Regions from separate parts of the Homo sapiens genome. Here region 2 is linked to region 1. Evidence: chromatin loops called from intact Hi-C (ENCODE). Cell type or tissue: adrenal gland. All regions are shown on one strand. Links, peaks and the distances in the headings refer to the core of each region. The heading gives the core; the rest is flanking DNA.

Region 1 (2,922 bases), core at 290-2,789:
ACTGAGCAACAGGCAAAACAGCTGATCTGGATGTCTTTCCTCCTCTCATTTTCATGGTTCCCTTTATCCACATGTTTCCTAAACCACACTAGAACACTTCCTTCTCCGGTGAGAACGAGAGCCAGTGCTAACCCCCATACCACCTTTTTGCCCCACAGAGAGCCCCACCAACCCTCATCATTAGCCCTTATTCACAGGTCCTGGAAGTGGGCGGCTCCTCTCCAGCATGAGTCCCACAGTATCTGAAGGAGAGACTGCTGCTTCCCAAACAGGCTGCTGGAGCGCATTTTTTTTTTTTTTTTTTTTTTTTTTGTCCTCTTGCACTTGCTTTGCAGAACCTGCCTCCCACACAGGGGCAGCCACCTCGGGGATGGGTGACTCAACCTCTCTTCCCGGCTGGCTTCCTCACTGCCGTGGAGACTCAGGTGTGTGAGGGCTCGTCCAGGCTGCAGCTGGACAGAGTGGCAGAGGCGGCTGAGGCTTGGGCAGCCAGGTCCCGGTAAGCAGGCGACTTCAGGAAGCGTGGGTAGGAGTCCTTCTCCATCAGGGTACGTGTCTTCCCCTGAGCCGCATCAAAGCATGTGGCTGTGGCAGTCTGCAGGTTCATCCTCGTCAGCTCGTGGGTCTCATGGTCAATGTTGACCTGCGGGAAGGAGGACACACACAGGGTGAGTTGGGGAAGAGGGTGGGCATGGCTGAGGGAGGGCCAACGGCAGGCTGGGCATTGGAAAGAGCATCGGATGCTGCATCAGGAAGTGGGGGCTCCTGAGTTGATCACTAGCTTTTCAGCTCTGGGCTTGTACCCACATCTGATCCAGTGTCTGTCCTCCAATCTCTCAGAATTAACATGAGGATCTATCAAGAATGTATACAAACGCAATCCCCTTTCACCCTTTCTTCTACAGCAACCCTGCTTCAAGTCACTATCAGCTCTCCTGGGATTTGCACCAAGGCCTCCTACCTGGTCTCTCTGCTACCTTACCCCCCACCCCTGTGGTTTGTTCTCTACCCAGTCGCTACAGTGAGCCTTTAAAAACCCAACTCAGTTTGGTAGCTCCTCTGTTGTCTCCTCATGTCTTTCAGAAGAAGAGCCAAAGGGCTTGCTGGGCCCACGAGGCTCCCCAAGCCCACACCTGGCCATCCTCCTCATGCCTGACCTCATCTCCTGCTCTTGCCCTGCTCTACACAGGTCCATTTGCTCATCCGTGACTGTGACAGGCAGGCTCTGGCCATTGCATTTGCTGCTTCCTGTGTTGGAATGTTCTTCCCTCCCTGAATTCTTTCTTATCTCTGTTCATATGTCCTCACTTCCCTTTACAGAATGGAAAACCTTACGTCTTCCCAGGCCCTACCTCTGGTACTCCCTGTCTCTCATTTCCTGCTGTATTTTTATGAGTGCATAGCTCATCACCTGGCATATATTTGTCTAGTTGGTTATTGGCATCTTCCCCCATTCAAATTATAAGTTTCATTAGGTAAGGGACTTTGTGTGGCTCACTGTGACATACACAGTGACTGTAACAGTGTCTTGAATATAATTGGGGCTCAATACACCTTTACAGAATTATGTGGAATCAATCAGCGGTCAGAAAACAAAAATAAGGTACAAAAGTAAGGCATTACTCTTATCTTTCCACCAGGTGGCGCTGTGTTCTTTAGCAAATGCAGCTGCCATGCGTTTAGCGGCCAGGAGAGAAGGTAGACAAAAAAATCACAGACCACAGACCAGCAGGCCTCAGGCAGGTCAGCCTGGGGACTGAGCCAGGTTACATAAGGTCCCTGTGCTGACCTTGTCTCCCCAGTTGCTAAGTGTTTTGAGCCTCTAAAAACGGATGGGTTTATAAAGGTGGGTATGGACAGAAGCCGAAAAACCTGCCAACACATCCTGCCCCATCATGAGTCTTAGGGTTAAGCACCCAGGAGTGGCACTGGGCCTGGCTTTCCTAGTCTCTGGTCACAGAAGCCCAGTCACCCCTGTGCCAAGTAAGGCCCTTCTACCTCTACACCTAGCCCTTCCTCCCCTCTAGCCCTGATTCTCAGAGGGGAAGGAGCAGGCAGGGTCGTGAGGATTCACTGGGCATATGGGGGCTCTAACCTCTTTAGGGGCCTCACTGCAAATGAACTCCTCAAAGATCTGGTGTGCCCTGGAGGCCAGCTTGGTAGCTGATCGGATCTTCTTGAACTCCTCACAGGCCAGCCAGAACTCCAGGTTCTCCTCACTGAACTCTGTCTTCAGGAAAGCGTGGAAGGCAGCCACTCCATCTGGGGTTGCGGGAAAGAAGAGGAAATAGGTCAGCTGGAGGGACAGCAGGGAATACAAGAAGAAAGGAAAGCAATTGCAATTAATGGCTCTATTTTTAGAACATAATTTTCTTGAACAATGACCTGCCTTTATATGTTGAATAGAGGCTGGCACACTAGGGGATCATTATTATTATTATTACTACTACTATTATTCTGCCCAGGCTCTCAGCAGTCCTGGGGCTGGCTCCAAAGCACATGAGTACACATGTGCCACCCAGAGACAGACACAAAAGGCTCCTACTCACTTTTACTGCTCAGCAGCAGGTCGAACGACTCTCTCCACCCCAGCACATCTTCTGAGAAGTTTCTACTAAAAGACAAAAAGAAAAAAAAAGAGTAAGAAAAAAAATCAACAAACCAAAGCATAGTACAAATTCTAGCCAGAACTCTGATGGAAAACTGCATAAAATTCACAGAAAGGCTTGCTTGGTGATTGCTGAAGCTGACACCTCAAACTCTTAGTTGGACTTAGGGTAAGCAGTAGTGCTTTCTAGAGCACAATTCAGCAACCAGAAATCAAAGCCAGGGACTCTTTAGTCCTCAGTCAATATCTCTAAGCCTGTCTCGTCTCTGTCCAAAAATTATTTCAATTCCCCTGACTCTCAAAGATTTGTTTTG
Region 2 (2,922 bases), core at 105-2,604, 160 kb before region 1:
TTTTTTGAGACAGGGTTTTGCTCTATTACCCAGGCTGCAATGCAGTGGCACCATCTCAGCTCACTGTAGCCTCGAACTCCCTGGCTCAAGCAGTTCTCCCGCCTCAGCTCCCCCACAACCCACCCTCCAGAGCTGGGATTACAGGTGGCACCACCACACCCAGCTAATTTTTTTTCTGTTTGATTTTTGTAAAGACTGGGTCTTGTCATGTTGCCCAAGCTGGTCTCAAACTCCTGGGCTCAAGTGATCTTCCAGCCTTGGCCTCCCAAAGTGCTGTGAGCCACCACCCCTGGTGACACCTCCCCTTTTTGATATTAAGAGCATATTTTAGATTTTTTTAACCTAAAATTGACTTTTTGTTTTTTGCTATTATAATCTGACCTCATCTTGATGCAAGATCTTTGACTAATAGAGGAAAAGTCATCTGCAAGGGTTGGGAACCAAAACCCAAGTATTAGTATTTCAAGATATTATTTCTCCACAAAGATGAAAGTTAAAGAAATACCAAAACCATGTGTTAACCCTTAGAACCATTCCATTTTGAGTACTTTTGAAGTCTTGTTAAATAGTAATTTTCACTCGCGTCCGTGTGAAGAGACCACTAAACAGGCTTTGTGTGAGAAACAAGGCTGTTTATTTCACCTGGGTGCAGGCGGGCTGAGTCTGAAAAGAGAGTCAGTGAAGGGAGATAGGGGTGGGGCCGTTTTATAAGATTTGGGTAGGTAAAGGAAAATTACAGTCAAAGGGGGGTGTTCTCTGGCGGGCAGGGGTGGGGGTCACAAGGTGCTCAGTGGGGGAGTTTTGAGCCAGGATGAGCCAGAAAAGGGAATTTCACAAGGTAATGTCATCAGTTAAGGCAGGAACAGGCCATTTTCACTTCTTTTGTGGTGGAAAGTCATCAGTTAAGGCAGGAACCGGCCATCTGGATGTGTACGTGCAGGTCACAGGGGATATGATGGCTTAGCTTGGGCTCAGAAGCCTGACACTAATAAATTCATCTCTTGTAGTAAATGATTGCCTCCAAATATTATATCTCACAACTGTATCTTCCAGGTAAAATAATATTAACAGGCGCCTACAAAGCCACAGAGGATTATAGTTAAGGCCAGATACGATGGTGGAATAGGCAGACCTACTATTCGGATGACAAGGGCCTTTCTGTACTTCTCATGTCACAGCAGGTGTGAGCACTCTGACAGTGATCCTAATTACTTTGGAAAGTAAAACGAACTGAAGATTATGTTTGGGGAAAAACAGAAACAAAACCTTCAAATTACAGAGTGGAGTTTTGAAAAGAAAAGTGTAATGTTCAACACCGTGCACCAGAGGGCACCATATTTACATGAGCCTGGAAAGGGCACTTACTCTCCATTTGGTATTGAATGACCCATTTAAACGAAGTGACAGAGGGATAGAGAGAAGAGCAGGAAAAGTATATAAGCAAGTATTGTCCAAGCACCCAGTAAACATGATGTAGTTCTTCTTCCTGTTAAAGTTAGATGCATATGACTAAGCACAGAATCCAGTTAACATAGAGATATGTGTGTGTATCTCAAAAACCTTTTGGTCACTCACTCTCTGACCTTCTTTTTTATTTAGAGTGAAAATTTATTGTGTGAGTCTTGGAGGGACTGTCTCCCACTATGGATGCCAGAGGGGACCAGACAGTCTCTCTCCTGGCCCTGGCAGTAAGGACATGGATATCCTGTCCTGGACTCAGCAATCAGATCCTCCACCCAGAACTTTTATGTATATATATTTATATTTATAAATTTATATTTAATTATATATAATGCATATTCAATTTTAAAATTAAATATAGATATATACATTCACTTTTAAAATTTAAATATGATATGTACATTTAATTTTTAAAATTAAATATATGATATATATGTCATATACATTTAATTTTTAAAATTAAATATATATATGACATATACATTTAATTTTTAAAATTAAATATATGATATATATGACATATACATTTAATTTTTAAAATTAAATATATGATATATATGACATATACATTTAATTTTTAAAATTAAATATATGATATATACATTTAATTTTTAAAATTAAATATATGATATATACATTTATTTTTTAAATTAAATATGTGATATATACATTTAATCTTTAAAATTAAATATATGATATATACATTTAATCTTTAAAATTAAATATATGATATATACATTTAATCTTTAAAATTAAATATATGATATATACATTTAATCTTTAAAATTAAATATATGATATATACATTTAATCTTTAAAATTAAATATATGATATATACATTTAATCTTTAAAATTAAATATATGATATATACATTTAATCTTTAAAATTAAATATATGATATATAATTAAATATAGAATATATACACATTTAATTTTAAAAATCATTTTTTAATAGAGGTAGGGTCTTACTATGTTGCCCAGGCTGGTCTCAAACTCCTGGACTCAAGCGATCCACCTGCCACAGCCTCCCAAAATGCTGGGATTACAGGCATGAGTTACCATGACCAGCCCAAAACTTTTCATCTTGAAGGAAGACTCAGAAGCTCAGGAGCAATGAGAGGTTATGCATGGCAGTGCCTATGACAACAAACACTCAATAGCGGTGGTGCTAGCAGTAGTGGCACAATGGGGACAACCACAAATGCTGAAAAAGATGTGTTGTAGTTGAAATTGGTTCTTATTTCTACTGGAGGTCGTGTTAACCATCAAAAACAAAATAAGCGTAGTTATCATAATAGGCAGTTGAGCCTGTGTGGATATCTGAATGATCTAACCCACAGATTCTTTATAGTGGTTATTGATCATGGGGTCCTTAAAAAATGTGTGTTCATTCAATAAGATTCTACTGGAAAGTATAAGCTCTGTGATGGCAAGGATTTTAGACTGTTTATTCAGTGTT

The links. A loop is a pair of places that touch in the nucleus more often than their neighbours do. Peaks named below come from ENCODE experiments on the same cell type or tissue, not always from the same donor. Only the 100,000 strongest peaks of a DNase experiment are listed, where the experiment ranks them.
Region 2: it touches region 1 in a loop (6-fold over the local background); 47 of 110 quality-filtered maps call a loop at or near these places.

The regions. Positions count from the first base shown.
Region 1 is chr1:182,599,871-182,602,792 of GRCh38, forward strand. It overlaps RGS16 (regulator of G protein signaling 16), which reads right to left. Exons shown (of 5, transcript NM_002928.4): 3 at 2,550-2,614; 4 at 2,096-2,262; 5 at 1-643. The coding sequence ends at 422. Among named protein-coding and RNA genes, the nearest start is that of RGS16, 3.1 kb to the right of the region's middle. RefSeq lists an enhancer at 1,614-1,663 and a silencer at 1,974-2,033. In adrenal gland, for the core only: a CTCF peak has its summit at 1,640 (motif pointing right); DNase peaks (open chromatin) are centred at 1,151 and 1,772.
Region 2 is chr1:182,444,891-182,447,812 of GRCh38, forward strand. No RefSeq gene overlaps it. Among named protein-coding and RNA genes, the nearest start is that of RGSL1, 3.8 kb to the right of the region's middle. In adrenal gland, for the core only: a CTCF peak has its summit at 1,330 (motif pointing right); no DNase peak of the experiment used is centred there.